Linked DNA regions of Homo sapiens: region 2 is linked to region 1. A link is a loop called in an ENCODE intact Hi-C map of the cell type or tissue named here. Cell type or tissue: PC-3. All regions are shown on one strand. Links, peaks and the distances in the headings refer to the core of each region. The heading gives the core; the rest is flanking DNA. Region 1 has its middle 8.6 kb from the start of NFIL3. Region 2 has its middle 78 kb from the start of MIR3910-1.

Region 1 (8,342 bases), core at 198-8,197:
TTTCTCCAGTCATTCAGATCATTACTTCCTGGGATTCCTTCATTCCCCCAAACATCCACTTTTCTCTTTGCTCTTGCCACCTACCTATCCCAGCCACAACCTAGACGTTATAGTTTTTAAGATTTCAACTGTCTTCCAGCCTCTGCCTCTCGGTCCCCTAACTTTGCCATGTGGCTCCATTAGCAGGAGTTCTATTAGCATGCTTGGCCTTCTTTTTCAAAAACTAGCTTTTGTGGGAAATTGGGTAATAGAAGATGGTCACATAACATTCCCTGTAGAAGCGATGGCTTTAAAGTATGGGAAGCCAAAATGTTTCCTATTAAGCAGCTCTTGCTCAAGCTAAGAAAGAAATTAGATCTCTACACCAACGACATGATTTCCCCAGACAAAATCAGCTGATGGTCTGAATACATTTGAAAGCATTTCCAAAGGACCCAGGAAAAGACCAGAAAGAGGTGATTTTGCAAAGAAGAGAAAATGTTGCAAGTACACTATTACAAAAACTGAAACATGTCTTTAAATTCAGCCACCACAGATGGCACACATTTCAGTAAGCATTTTTATTCATTCAGATTAAATGGTATATGTGAGTAAGAGTGCCAAAATAAGGGACATTAACAAAAAAAGGTGGGTAGGAAAAAGGAGAATACACTAAAAATGGTCAAGACTGTGGGAGCAGCTAATCGTGTTCATTGCAAAATCTTGGCGATGGAGCAAGCATTGTGGCAGCACTCAGCCAGCAACTGGAACACAGCTAGCAGGGCTATGAGTATATGAAATAGAAAATTGTGAAATATGTTCTAACAAAAATCATTTCATGAAGAATAAGACAAGACAGGTCCACATTGCAATCCAGTTCAAATCAACGAAGTAAAGCTTATCTAAACATTTCTGTGAAGTCATGCACAGGATAGTTTACTGGAAAGAGCTACACAGCTGCAACTCAGAAGCTGAAATTCTGGTGCATTCTGTACCCCATACTCACCAAGGGGATCATTTCACCTCTCTGAATGTCCATTCCTTCATCTGAAACCCGAGGGAGCCAACCAGATGGTTGGCCACGTTCCTTCTCTCATTAGCATGGGTTGACTAACATGCCACCAGCATATATTGCAGAAAAGAAAAACTGCAAATGTGGCATTTGCAGCAAAGCAGCTATGGCAAGCACTGGCTCATTCATAACCTTCCCTTGGCCTAATTGTAACATGGACAAGAGAAAATTACCTTGTTGAGTTGCCCACCAACTTTTGTCACTCCAGAGACAAAAGTTGTCTTCTGGAGTCGTTTGTTTCAGCAAGAGATTAAAGTGAATGCTCTCCGTTTGGTAAATGCACTTAAGAAGTCCGGAAATTGGGTGCTTGACCGCATTTCTGGTCTTCTGAGAAACTTTCAGAAGTGCTCAAGATTCAGGTGCCATTGTGTTTTCAGCTGCTGCTGTGTGATGCTGCTCTCAGGCGGTGCATGTAGGTCTGTGGAGGATTTTGTGAGTCCGCATACTGGCAGGATGATAAAAGAGCCAGCTCTCGGGCAGTCACCAGGAATTGCAGGCAGTAGAGCCCAGTGCTGAAGACCCAGATACAGAGGCCCGTGTCCACATCCCAGCTTGCCCACAGCCACTCAGGAACTCTGTGGCTGTGGGCAACTTACTTTTCTCGTCTGCTGTGTGCCTCACTTTCACCTTTTGACAACCATTTATAATTATAGTATCAATCTCAACTTGTTCTGAGGATAAAATTAGTACCTATTAACTGATTAGGAAAGTGCCTGATATATTAGCAAGTGTTAGCTATTATTATTAACCCAAAAAAGAATCAACATACATCAGAAAAATAGTATCATCAACCAAATACTTGTGCCTGTGCATGCGTATGTGTGTGCGTGTCCATATTAATTACATATACATAATAAATCTTGTTACGCTGCCAGGATCCTATTCAATTCAGATGAACAAGTGAGCATGTACATCTACAAGAAAGAATAACAGAGGTGGATGGGGATTAGAATTCATTCATTCTTCCATTTATGGAGCACCTGCTGGGTGCCAGGCATCCCTTGAACAGTTGAGTGATGTCCCATGCCTGCTGTAGACTTGGCGCTCATTCACTCACTCCCTCACTTAAGGTACATGTTTACTGACTACTTAGCAGGGGCCAGAAACTAAGCCAGGCCCTTAGAGGTTAATGGGAAGATGAGGATGGTGGGTTAAAAGCATAACTCGAATACTGTCGCGGTGTGGTAACTGTCACTGGAAAGACCAGACTGTGTACCAAGAGGGGCTTGAAGGAGAGGAGACCCACATTCCATTGAAGCAGAGGCAGAAGTACTTCCTGAAAGAGGGTATAATTTAATCAAAGTTTTTCTTTTTTATTAAAAAAAATGTTTGGTACAGGGTCTTGCTCTGTTGCCCAGGCTGGAGTGCAGTGGCATGATCATAGCTCACTGCAGCCTTGACCTCCTGAGCTCAAGCAATCCTCCTGCCTCAGCCTCCCAAGCAGCTAGCACTACAGGTGCATGCCAACACACCAGGCTAATTAAAAAACATTTTGTAGAGGCAGGATCTCACTATGTTGCTCAGGCTAGTCTCAAACTCCTGGCCTCAAGTGATCCTCCTACCTCAGCCTCCCAAGTGCTGGGATTATGACCAAAGTCTTAAAGATGTATGGGTATTCTACAGGCAGGAATCATGCCTCAAAAGAGTACCACATAAAGCCAGGCCTAGCAAAGCCAGTGTGGTTGGTGACCAAGGGAACCTTGGGGAGTGACAAGTCCTGGCAGAGAGCTTGATGGAAACCCAGGTTTTGCAAAGTCGGCATGGGAGAGCAGTGTGGAAATGTAGACCAGGCCCAGGCCTAGGGGACCTGGAGTAGCAAAACCAACCAGTACGTTATTCAGGCAGTACGTTATTCAAGCATTTAAAACACATTGTTTTAAATGCTTTTTTTCCCCCAAATGTCACACATTAAGAATTAGTGTAGGGAAATGGTTCAAAGCCTGGACTCTAGAGCTGGGTGGCCATGGGTAAGTCACGTGAAACCTTGATGCCTCAGTTTCTTCATCTGAGAAACAGCACAATAGTACTTTACATATGCTATATATGCTTCAGTTCCTCTACACAGTAAGAATAATAACAAATACTGCTCAAACACCACAGCATGCACACACCGTCTTGGGCGCATCACATATATTAAGATGTTTCATCCTTCTACCATTCCGTGGAGAGGGGAAAGGTGTCACGGGAACAGAGCCTGAGCTTAGGGATGCACTGGCACATGCTCTCCTGTGCTATTACAAAGGGTGTGTATTCATCCCACGAGAGAAAGCCAGCTGGAGACTAGAAGCAAGTGGAATTTGACTTGAACAGTTTAACCACAGTGGAAGCCGACGTGACTTTGGCCTTCAGGGAGTGTCTGTACTTGGGCTATGCTGCTCCAGAGTTCCTTTTGCTTCTGTTCCTGCTCCTGGCTGTCTGGGATGGTTCCCAGTGCAGGACTTGTGCTGCTCAATGACCCAGGCCACACAAGACTTTCCCCCTAATGCATAAGTAAAACACCACTTTCCTTTGTAAAAATGACCTCTCTGCAAGTCCCAGTGTGTCTCCTTCCTGGATCCCCTTTGCCTCACCTGTCCCAAGCCTCTCTTGCTTGCTACTGGACAGGCTTTGTCTTGGACGCCTTTCCCTCTTCTACCACCAGCAGCTAACTTGGGTCTTCCTGGGTTCCCAATGCTTTCCTGCTGCTGCAAGTAAGATGGACAGAACTTACAGATGGGCACCTCCCATCACTTAGGAACTCACACAAGCACAGAGGGCCAGGAACCTGTCTTTCCCAGGGGCTACCGGGGCAGGTGACACAACCCCATGATGTAGGGTAGTTGGCACACTGTCAGGTTAGTTCTGAGCCATGAGTGACAGGAGATGGGATGGAACCAGTAGATAAATACCTCCTCTCTACAATGTTTAGTGGCATGATGTCCCAAATCCCAGCCACAGTCTGTGCTGTCTTGGGGCACTGTAGTCAACCTGGTAGTGTACCTTGTCCTTATAAATGTACTTCCCCTATTTCTCTGTCTCCTCTTCTTTTCCTCCTACTCTTGCAGTTCTAGAATTGTACCTCCCAAGAAAGGCTTAGCACAGGAGATTTGATTCAGGCTCCGGTTTCTGGGAAACTCAGGCCCAGCCAATTTCTTTCGGAACCTGTCAAAGATTCAAAGTGCAGCAATAGTCCCAAAAATAGGTTTCCTGAAAACATGTCCCTCACGAAAAGTAGCAGAGAAAGATGACTCTCAGTCTTGCAGAGAAATTGTCCATTTTCTTATCTTTTGCAGTATTATGAAAACTGTTGCTGACACATAAGAACCTATATATTCCAGTGAAGTTGTTTAGGTTTTTTTTTGCCAGATCTTAATTCTGCTGTGCAAAGGCAGAGCTGAAAAGAAATGGGAGGTTGATTTGTAAAGCATTAGTGTGAGAAGGTCTTAGGGAGGTCTTTTCTAGTACTCTTTTGGAGTATGATATATATTGCTAAAGTAGCTGGAGAGTAGTCAGAAGTATAGCTATTTTGATGTGATAAAAGGAAAACATTTTGAACTGCAGACTAGGAAAGAAAACTTTCTTGTTACTGAAAAATATTTATCTTTACTACTGAATATCTGAAAAGCATTCTTTTTCAGTGTAAATTTAATCATTTAATGGTGAAACAATAAAGTCCTTCCTATTTAAGTAGGAAAATAAACAGGAAACTCATTATTATTTGACATCATTTTGAAGGTCTTAGCCATTGCAATGAGACAGGAAAAAAAAGAATTATCAGTATTACAAGGAAGTTATAATTCCATATGTTCATTTACTTATGTAGCAAAACTAAAGCTTATGCAAAAATAGAAGAATTCAGTAATGTAGCTGGACAAGATGTTAATATTTAAAAACAAAATTTTCCTGCATATGGGAATCATTTGTAATAGAATGGCTAAAAGCACACATTCTACATTTATTGCTGTGACTATCGGCAAATTGCTGAGACTCATTATGTTTCAGTTTCCTCCTCTGCACACTTGGGATTGTAGTCATGCTGCCCTCTGAAGGTTATGGTGAGGATATTATGAATGAGCATTGCTGCAGTTTGACTCACACAAGATCTACTTACAAGCTTATTCATCCAGTCTTTATTTACTCTGGGATTTGCAAGTATCAAATACTTTCAGACTTCCTTGATGGCAGGGGTGGCTAACTGACATCATTCTGGCCAAACGGGCATAATAAGAAGTTGCAGGTGCCCCTATTTTCCTTTTCTCCTGCCTTAAAAATGGACATGATGCTAGAACTATAGCACCCATTTGACCATGAGGGAAGCGTCAATATCAGCACCTGTTTACCTACTCCTGGGCTTCTTGAACATGAGAAACACAAACCTCGATTTGTTTAAGTCATTGTTAGATGAGTATTTTGTGAACAATATTTTCATTTGTGACTGAATAACATGTGAAGCATAACATAAATAACATATCTGGTGCCTAGGCAGTGTTTAATAAATGTTAGCTCTTAGTATTTTAGTTGAAAAATATTATATTTAAATATATTTAAAATATACTTGGGAAAAGTGTCTTATTCACAATAAGAAAAACTATCAAATAATTAATACTACATCTAACAAAAAGGTACAAGCTAGTCTACATAAAGAAAACTATTAAACATTGAATAATGACTAACAGAAGCCAAACAAGTAAAAAAATTGAATATATTTCTGATTAAGAGTATTATAAAGATGATGATTACCCCCAAATTAACCAATGAGTATAATCTCTCTTAATCAAAATTCTAATGGATATTTTGAGAAACTTAAAAAGTTGATTCTCAGGCCAGACACAGTGACTCATGCGTATAATAGAAGCACTTTGGGAGGCTGAGGCATGAGGATCACTGGAGACCAGGAGATTGAGACCAGTCTGCACAACACAGGCTCTCATGAGTGCTTCTAAACAATGGAACATAATATGCTTCCAGAACCTCAGCTTCATGAAGTCTAAGACATGTTTCTTCAGCTTTCAAGCCTCCCCAAGTAGATATCAGATTGCATGGGAGTAGAAAAAAATGGATGCTAAGTGTCTACTAACCAAGGGAAAATACATCATGTTGGAATCATTGGCTAGACCTTCATCTCATTCCAAGCATAAAAATATTCCCGTAATATTAAAGATTTAAGTGTTAAATTACACATAAAAGTACAAAACCAAAATATGGGAGAACAGGTCTACATGAAACCCAGAAGTTACAAAAGAAAAGATAAATATATTTAATTAACCGTGAAGCAGCTTTTGTTTGATAAAAGACACCTTAAAATTAAAAGACAAAAAATTTGAGAAAATAGTTCACATTTTTATTCTAGAAAAAGGTTTAACATTCTTAATATGTTAAGCACTCTTATAAATTTACAAGAAAATCAACATCCAATAGGAAAATAGTAAAAGGATACGAATAATTTTCGAAAAAAATCAAGTGCACCTAGACTTCACCACTATACAATTCATCCATGTACAACCAAAAATCGCTTGTACTCTTAAAGCTATCGCAATTAAAAAAAAAATTAAGAATAGGTGGCAGTTTAGATTTGGGCCATAGGCCTGTAGTTTGCCAAACACTTCTCTAAAGGGTTTCCTAGGGAATGTGGAGGTCAGCATGAACATGCCCAAGGACCATGGCAAGGCTGCCTGTAGGTGACATAACAGTATCCGTATGAGCCGTCTTCTATGATTCCAGGCACCCCTGTGCTTTCCCTGGTTTTCTTTTGCATTCCCCCAAAGTACCTAATAACTGAATTGTGTGTTTTCTCTTTCTTTCTCTCTCTCTCCACTGCCCCCACTAGGCATAGCAAGTATTTGCTATGTCAAGTAGTGGAAGCATCACCCTCCTTGGATATTCAGTCCTCTAAATGATCAGAACCCAGAGTTGTGAGAATTGTGATAAAAACGCTTGCTGCAACTGACTTATACAATAATACAATCATCAGGCCCCTGGAGCTGCTGGTCAGAAAACTCCAACATCTCTATGACCTTGCCTGCCTGCAGCAATTGCTAACTCAACAGGAAGTGTGCCTCACCTCTCTTTCACCATCAAATTTTATCTTAATTTGCATCCAGAATACCAGTTGCAAGAGAGACTAGTAAATGTGGAATTCAAATTCTATGGTACATAAAAGGCCACTCAAAGGAGGTTGAAATGGAACTTGAGTGCCATTTCATCATGGTCCTCATGAAGCCTGACCGAGTCCACCTGCCTCTAGAGGCTGGATGATGGCTCCGTTTGGCACTGAATCAGTTTTAGAGACATCTGCCTGCGCCTGAAACTGAGGAGTGTAGGAAGAAAGGTCTGCCTTGGTGAAGTGAGGACTATGATTTTGCCACATGGTCTTCATGACTACCATTCTATTCTGTGACAGTGGTCAACCAGGGTCCCTTACTGAGACTTTCAGTGAACAGTTTATTCCATGTGCCTACAGCTTATAATCTAATTAACATTTCATCTATGCATGCCAGGTACTATCAGAACTCTTCCCTTTAATACTAGCTGGATTTTTACTTCCTTCAGTTACATCTTGTACATCCCATAGTTCACTCAACTTGCTGAGAATCTGGGAGCAATTTTTTACAGCATTCAGGGTACTTTGTTGCAAGCAACACAGACCGATTTTGGCTAATATGAGCAGAACAGTAATTTACTAAACAAAAAAACCCAAAAAACTCCAGGCAACTCACAGAATCTGTGGCAAGTCAGGTTTGAAGGCTAAAAAGCCGGAAGCTATGCCCCAAATCAAACTGCAGAATTGATCTCCCGCAGGCACTGCTGTCTCTGCTGTAGGACAGAGAAACTGCATCTGCATGGCACACTCCTCCAATGCTGCTACCAGAAAGAAAGCTCCTGCAAACAGGATACAGCCACCTTCACAGGCACTGCCCCAGGGAAAGAGCCTGCATGATCTCCATTTCTTCACATTACCATTTTCTGATTAAGATTTGAAGGTGGGGCCGGGCGCGGTGGCTCACGCCTGTAATCCCAGCACTTTGGGAGGCCGAAGGCGGGCGGATCGCGAGGTCAGGTGATAGAGACCATCCCGGCTAACACGGTGAAACCTCGTCTCTACTAAAAATACAAAAAATTAGCCGGGCGTGGTGGCGGGCACCTTTAGTTTCAGCTACTCCGGAGGCTGAGGCAGGAGAATGGCGTGAATCCGGGTGGCGGAGCTTGCAGTGAGTCGAGATGGCGCCACTGCACTCCAGCCTGGGCGACAGAGCAAGACTCTGCCTCAACAACAACAACAACAACAACAACAACAACAACAACAACAACAAAG
Region 2 (8,342 bases), core at 8-8,007, 130 kb after region 1:
AATAGACAAGAATAGACAAATAGACTAATGGAACAGAGTAGCCCAGAAAGAGTCCCACACAAATACAGTCAACTGATTTTTGACAAAGAAGCAAAGGCAAATTAATGGAGGATAGTCTTTTCAACAATTGGTACTGGAGCAACTGGGCATCCACATGCAAAAAAAGGATAGACCTTACACCTTCACAAAAATTAACTCAAAATGGACCAGGAAACGAAATGTGAAAATTCAAGTCTATAAAATGTCTGGAAGATAATATAGGAAAAAATTTAGGTGAACTTCGATTTGACAATGACTTTTTAGACACATTCCAAAAGCACAATACATAAATGAAAAAACTGACGTTGAATTTTATCGAAATTGAAAAACTTGCATTCTGTGGAAAACACTGTTAAGAGAATAAGAAGACAGGCCACAGACTGGGAGAAAATATTTGGGAAAGACATAGTTGATAAAGGACTGATATCCAAAATATACAAAGAATTCTTAAGACTCAAAGTAAGCAAATGAAAAAGTTAATTAAAAAATTAATTTTTAAAATTAACTTGCAAAAGACCTCAACAGATACCTCACTAAAGAAGACATATAGGCCAGGCACAGTGGCTAATGCCTGTAAGCCTAGCACTTTGGGAGGCCGAGGCAGGTGATCACTTGAGCTCAGGTGTTCAAGACCAGCCTGGCCAAGATGGAGAAACCTGGTCTCTACTAAAAATACAAAAATTAGCTGACTGTGGTGGCGCATGCTTGTAAGTCCCAGTTACTCAGGAGGCTGAAGTGGGAGGATCACTTGAGCCCGGAAATCAGAGGTTGCAGTGACCTGAGTTGAGGAGTGTCACTGCACTCCAGCATGGGCAACAGAGCGAGATCCTGTCCAAAAAAAAAAAAAAAAAGACATATAGATGGCAACGAGTACATAAAAAGATACTCAACATCACATGTCATCAGAGAATTTCAAATTCAAGCAACAATAATAAGCTACACACTTATTTAATAAGCTATGCACTTATTAAAGTAGCTGAAATCCAGATCAAATGCTGGTGAGGTTTGGAGCAACAGGAACTCTCTCTCATTGTTCATGTTAGTGTAAAATGACTCAGCCACTTTGGCAGAAAATTTGGCAGTTTCTTACAAAACAAAACATACTCATACCACACAATCCAGCAATCGTGTTCCTTGGTATTTACCCAAATGAGTTGAAAACTTATTTATACACAAAAACTTGCACATGAATGTTTATAGATGCTTTATTCATAATTGCCCAAACTGAGAAGCAACCAAGATGTCCTTTAATATGTCCTATTAAAGGTGGTACATCTCGGTCCTATTAAAGGTGGTACATCCATACAATGGTCTATTATCCAAAAATAAAAAGAAATGAGCTGTCAAGTCAAGAAAAACATGGAGGGAACTGAAATGCATATTGCTAAGTGAAAAAATTTAATGTGAAGAGGGTACACACTGCATGATTCCCACTGCGTGGTAGTCTGGTAAAAGCAAAACCATGGAGACAGTAAAAATTCTGGTAGGAAAAGGAGGGAGGGATGAATAAGTGAAGCACAGAGGACTTTTAGGGCAATGAAACTCCTCTGAATGATACTATCATGGTAGATACATGTCATTATACATTTGTCAAAATCCAAACCAAGAATGAAAGTTAATGCCACTATGGACTTTAGTTAATAATAATATATCAATGTCGGTTCATCAATAGCAAAAAACACACCACACTAATGCAAGATGTTTATAATAAGAAAAATTATGGGGGGTGGGGATGCTGGGGGTTTAGAGGAACTCTGTACTTTCTGCTGAATTTTTCTTTAAACCTAAAACTGCTCTATAAAATAAAGCCTATTAATTTAGCATTTTTTGGGTGTTTTAAGGTCTGCTGTCAGTGCTGAGACAATGCCAGTGACCACCTGCAGATGGTTCATGCTGGTGGCATCCTTGCATCTTGGAGCTTTCTCCAGCTGCCAGAAAATGCTCAATCTGTGGGCAGGGCAGGCTGAAAATACCATACAGTTAACACTCACAGGAGTGTCTCCACCAATAAGAAAAGAAAATCAGGAATCAATATCCCAGTTTCCTCATCCCCGGTTGTCACTCTGCTGAAGTGTTTTCTGCACAGTTGCTCAAAGGGTCCCAGTGGGATTGAGCTCTATTACCCACAACAGTAACCCACTCAACAATGAGTCCTTCGATAACTTTCCTGTGTCCCCATCTCGCTTTCCTATGTCCTCGCTGGGCTTCCTGCCATTACCGCTCAAATTCGTCTCAGGGTTGGCTGTGGGGGAAACCCAAACCAAGACAGGACCAGAACCAAGAAAAAAAGGCTCGCAGCTTCGCCTCAGGCTATCCACAACATTTCCAAATGCCCTTTCATTTTCTTTCTTTCTTTCTTTCTTTCTTAGTTTCTCGCTTTCTTGCTTTCCTTTTTCTTTTTTTTTTTTTTTTTTTTGACAGAGTCTTGCTCTGTCACCCAGGCTGGAGTGCAGTGGTGTGATCTCAGCTCACTGCAGCCTCTGCTTCCTGGGTTCCAGTGATCTTCCTGCCTCAGCCTCGTGGGTAGCTGGAATTGCAGACACTCACCACCATGCTTGGCTAATTTTTGTATTTTTAATAGAGATGGGGTTTCACCATGTTGCCCAGGCTGGTCTCGAACTCCTGACCTCACGTGACCCATCCACCTTGGCCTCCCAAAATGCTAGGAATACAGGCATGAGCCACCGTCCCTGGCCTCATTTCTTTTCTAATTGCATGTGATTTTCACAAGAACCAACCTCAGAAATAAGATAATTTTTTAAATTTTTTTTACTGTTTTCCTATTTGAATGATTGATATTGTTGCAGTTTTGTTTTCCACACTTTTCATTGCAGATGCAGAGTGTTTTAATTATACTATGTATTGAAAAGTTTCTCATGGGCTGGCCTGAGACACAACCAACTTTAACACTGTTTCTATAGGAAAGGGAATTCCAAATGAAAAGGAACAAACTTGGAAACCAAGTTTCAGAATGTGTAAATTGAGTGCCAAAAAGTTTAGGTGGAAGATACCAAGCAAACTGGCCCACCACTACGTGTGACCATGTCTACCAACTTTATCTTAAGGTTTTGTTTAGTTTTTTTGTTTGTTTTTGTTTTTTGGTTTTTACTTCTTTTAAATTTATTTTGATTGCTTGATAATAGACACATTTAGAAGCTTCTATCAGTTTCCCTACATCTGCCAGCGACTGGCATCATTCCATTTTGCTTGGATAATTCAGTAGCATAGCCTCCTGTGGAAATAGCTGCTTCTGGCAAAACTGTTTAGTTTATCATTTAATCAAAACATTTGCATAGTTCCACTCAGTTAGAACACAAAAATGAGGCTGATCGTTTTTGCATAAAGACAAGTCATAAAGTCATAAAGCAAAGGAATGCTTTAAACCATGAAATGAAATTTAATTAAATATTGGAAAGACAAACATTTCACCATGAGCAGACATTCTTAAATAATGGTTAAATAATACACAAAAGAAATTACAGTTTTACATGAAAAGGGTATTTAGTGGTGACTTTATAAATGTTTCCAAAAAACCATTTATAAACGCTGGGCTGATGTGTCTTGCTGCACCCAAGGCATTGCTCTCCTACCTTTCAGCACGCAGTTGGCTGTACCTCATATGTATTTGGCCTGGACGTGTTCTCATGTGACAGTAGCAGTGTCCCCTGAAAAACACCTTGCAAACATTCATACGCTGCCTAGTCTGTGCGATCAGCAACTCACAGGGTCACCTAAAAACATACTGCCCCTCTCCAGGTTGAGGAGAAAGGCTTGGGGAAAATTGGAGAATCCAAGTGTCACCCAACACGGCGGGGCTCAGAGGCACTGAAAGTCACTTGAGATGCGGAGGGCACTTGGAAGGCTGACTGGGTCCTGTGGACCAACAAGTTTAAGAAAGGATCTATCCTAAGGGAAAAGGCAGTGTTTCTAAAGTCAGCATCCATCCCATCCTTTTCAAGTGGGAAAGAGCTGCATAGGAGGCCCTTTGGGATTCAGGAAACATCCAGCAAGGAAGCCAAACCGCTTTAGACAAAATCCACAAACTTGAGAATCTGATCAGGACTCTGGGACCTCTATAGTTTTCTTCTCAGCAGCCTCATTAAGATATAATTCAATATTATGTAGTTCATTCAATTAAAGCATACAACTCCATAATTTTTAATATGTTGTCAAGGTTGTGCAACCATCATCACAATCTAACCTAATTAGAATATTTTCAGTTTCCACCCTCAAAGACCAGGCACCCATTAGCACTCACTCCTCATAACCCTCCTAACCAGCCCTGCCCTAATCAACGCCTAAACTACTTTCTGTCTCTGTAAACTTGCTTATCCTGGACATCTCATATATACAGAATCACAAAATATGCAGGCTTGTGTGACTGGCTTCTTTCACTTAGCATAATGTTTCAAGTTCATCATATCGTAGCATGCGTAAGTATTTCATTTCTTTTCATGCCAATAATGTTCCCTTATAAGAATATACTACATGTTATGTATCCATTTGTCAGTTGATGGAGAATTGGATTGTTTCCACTTTTTCACTGTTATAAATAATGCTGCTGTGAACATTCGTGTCAAGTTCTTGTATATGTGTATGTTTTTAATTCCCTTGGGTATAAATACCTGAAAGTAGAATTACTGGAACATGTAGTTTAACATTTTGAGTATCTACTAAACTGTTTTCTACAGCATTCCCATCAGAAACAGAGGAGGATTCCAATTCACCGATCTTGTTAACACTGTTATTGTCTGTCTTTTTTATTGTAGCCATCTAGTGGGTAAGAAATGGTATCTCATTGTTATTTTGATTTGCGTTTCCCTAAGGACTAAAAATGTTGAGCAACTTTTCATGTGTTTATCAGTCATTTGCATATTTCTTTGGAGAAATATCTGCTGAAGTCATTTGTACTTTTGAACATTGGGTTGTCTTTTTATTATTGAGTTGTAAGAGTTCTTCATATATTCTGGATACAAGTCCCTTATTAGATGTATGGTTTGCAGATGTCTTTTCCCGTTCTGTGGGTTCTATTTTTGCTTTCTCAATAGCATCATTTGCAGTGCAAAAGTTTTTGGTTTTGATATAGAGCAATAATCTTTTATTTTCTTTCATTGCTTGTGCTTTTGGTGTCGTATGTAAGATGTCCTTGCTTAATCTAAAGTCATGAAGATTTACTCCTATATTTTCTGCCAGGAGTTTTATAGTTTTAACGTTTCCATTTGGGTCTATGATCCATTTTTAGTTAATGTGTGTGTATGATGTAACATAGGGGTCCTTGTCATTCTTTTGTGTGTGGCCATCCAGTTGTTCCTGTATCTTTTGTTGAAAAGAATATTCTTTCTTTATTGAATTGTCTTGGCACCCTTGTTGAAAAACAGTTGACTATAAATCTAAGAGTTTATTACTGGACACTCAATTCTATTCCCTTGACCTATATGTTTATCCTTATGCCGGTACAACACTATCTGTTGTAGTGTATGCAACTACAAACACTACCTTTACGGTAAGTTTCACAGTCAAGAACAATGACTCCTCCAACTTTTTTTTTCAAGATTATTTTTACTATTCTAGGTCCTTTGCATTTCCATATAAATTTTAAGACTAGTTTGTCAATTTCTGGAAAAAGCTACCTGGGATTTTGCTAGGAATTATGTTGACTCTATAGATCAATCTGGAGAGTATTGCCATTTTAACAGCAACAAATCCAAAACAATGGGATGTCTTTCCATTTATTTAGATTGCCTTTAATTTCTTTTAACAATATTTTATAGTTTTCATTATACAAATTTTTGTACTTCTTTTGATAAATTTATATCTAAATATTTTATTCTTTTTGATGCTACTTTAAATGGAACTGTTTTCTTAATTTTATTTTTAGAATCCTTGTTCATTGCAAAAGAATAAAAATAGAATTGACTTTTGTACATTGATCTTTCATCCTGCAATCTTACTCAACTCATCTCTTATTTCTAATAGTTTTTAGTAGATTTTATTAGGATTTTGTGTCTATAAAGTCATATCATCTGATAATTTACTTCTTCCTTTTTAATCTGGATTTTTTTCTCTCTACTTGTTTCTTTCTTTTGTTCTTTTTTCCCCTGACTGCCTCCAGTCCATTGTTACATAGAAGTGGTGAGAGCAGACATCCTTATCTTGTTTCTGATCTTAGAAGGAAAGCATTCCTTCCTTCACCCTTAAATATGATGTTAGCTGCAGGCTTTTTGTAACATTCCTGTCTAGAACACTGAATAAGTTTGCCCCTATTGCTCACCAGCATTCTTCTGTTTTCTGAAGCTGGATGTGCTCGTAGCGTGTTAGTAAATGTATAACAACTGGTTCTTCAAAACATTTTTTGTTGCATTTGGGGATTTCTGTGGTGTAAATACTCCCACCATGGTTTAATCAAGCTACAAACCTGACATCACTGAATACAGAGTTGGGAAGAGATACTCAGTATCACATCAGTATATAGTATTTCCACTACACAGATACAATAAACATATATAATTTTAAGAACATAAATGGACTGGGTTCCCCTCTATTTCTAGTTTGTTGAAAAGTTTTTGTCATGAAAGGGTGTTGGATTTCTGTGAAACCCTTTTTATATCTATTAGGCTTTATTCTACCAATATAGTTCATTGTATTAATTGAGCCCTCACAATGGCTTTCTGCTTCTACATTTGCTACTACATGAGTTGCTTATTTGTAGAAAACCCTGTATAATAGCATATTTTGCTAAGGAATCGAAGAGGGAAGTTAGAGGCTGAACTTTAGTTGAAAAGTGTGTTCCAGCCGGGTGCCGTGGCTCACGCTTGTAATCCTAGCACTTTGGGAAACTGTGGTGGGCGGATCATCTGACGTCAGGAGTTCGAGACCATCCTGGCCAACATGGTGAAACCCCATCTCTACTAAAAATACAAAAATTAGCCAGGCGTGGTGATACACGTCTGTAGTCCCAGCTACTCGGGAGGCTGAGGCCAAGAAGAGTGGCTTGAACCTGGGAGATGGAGGTTGCAGTGAGCCAAGATTGTGCCACTGCACTCCAGCCTGGGCAACAGAGTGAGGCTATGCCTCAAAAAATAAAATAAAATAAATGTGTTTTGGGGGGAAAGAGAGAAAGCAGAAACAGGAAACTGATGATGTCCACTTCAATGATGAAGGGAAAGTAATTGGAATCTGTACAGAAAAGAGCCAGAGGGACGGTCAAGTGGGTACATAGACTTTAAGAGGCATTTTTCACAAAGTCATCATTGTTATAGTCATTAAAAATAAACTCTGAAATTACAATCAACTATTTTATCAATAATGATAATAAGTACTCAAAACTCATCACTGCCTAATTAGTTTGCTACATTTTACTGCTACTTATGCTCTTAAAAATATGTATGCTCATTGTATCTGTGTAGTGGAAATACTGTATACTGATGTGATATTTAATATCTCTTCCCAACTCTGTACTCAGTGATGTCAGGTTTGTATCTTGATTAAGTTATTGTGGGAGTATTTACATCATAGAAATCAGCAACTGTAACAAAAAAATTTTCTGAAGAGCCAACTGTTACACATTTACTAGTGCACCACCACTAGCACACTCAGATTAAGAAAACAGAAGTGGGATGGGTGCTGTGGCTCACCCCTGTAATCCCATCACTTTGGGAGGCTGACGTAGGTGGATCGCCTGATGTCAGGAGTTCCAGACCAGCCTGGCCAGCAGGGTGTAACCTTGTCTCTACTAAAAATACAAAAATTAGTCAATCATGGTGGTACGCACCTGTAATCCCAGCTACTTGGGAGGCTGAGGCAGGAGAATTGCCTGAACCCAGGAGGTGGAGGTTACAGTGAGCCAAGATTGCGTCATTGCACTCCAGCCTGGGCAATAGAGGGAGACTCAGTGTCAAAAAAGGAAGGAAGGAAGGAAGGAAGGAAGGAAGGAAGGAAGGAAGGAAGGAAGGAAGGAAGGAAGGAAGGAAGGAAAGAAAAAGAAAGAAAGAAAGAAAGAAAGAAAGAAAGAAAGAAAGAAAGAAAGAAAGAAAGAAAGAAAGAAAGAAAATAAAAGAGGGATGCAGGTGAGCAATAGGAAAACATTATATAATTTTCTAGACAGGCATGTTAAAGAGAAATATATAGCTCTTTCCTACTGTTTTTCCCTGGGAAGGATTAAGAATAAGATAAATTCAATTCACGAAAGGTTTACTGAAGGCAACTTCCTGTGTGTTCAGCACTGTGGTAGAAATCCAGCATAAATGCTTAGAATGATTTATGCAAAGGGTGCCTCTTTGTGGAGATGGAATTAAATGATCCAC

The links. Peaks named below come from ENCODE experiments on the same cell type or tissue, not always from the same donor. Only the 100,000 strongest peaks of a DNase experiment are listed, where the experiment ranks them.
Region 2: a loop joins it to region 1, with 5 times the contacts of the local background. A loop is called at or near these places in 3 of 110 quality-filtered maps.

The regions. Positions count from the first base shown.
Region 1 is chr9:91,428,282-91,436,623 of GRCh38, forward strand. It overlaps a transcript of NFIL3 not described here. Among named protein-coding and RNA genes, the nearest start is that of NFIL3, 8.6 kb to the left of the region's middle. In PC-3, for the core only: a CTCF peak has its summit at 5,076 (motif pointing left); a DNase peak (open chromatin) is centred at 5,120; H3K4me3 peaks cover 233 bases; H3K27ac peaks cover 904 bases.
Region 2 is chr9:91,554,243-91,562,584 of GRCh38, forward strand. No RefSeq gene overlaps it. Among named protein-coding and RNA genes, the nearest start is that of MIR3910-1, 78 kb to the right of the region's middle. In PC-3, for the core only: a CTCF peak has its summit at 4,803 (motif pointing left); no DNase peak of the experiment used is centred there.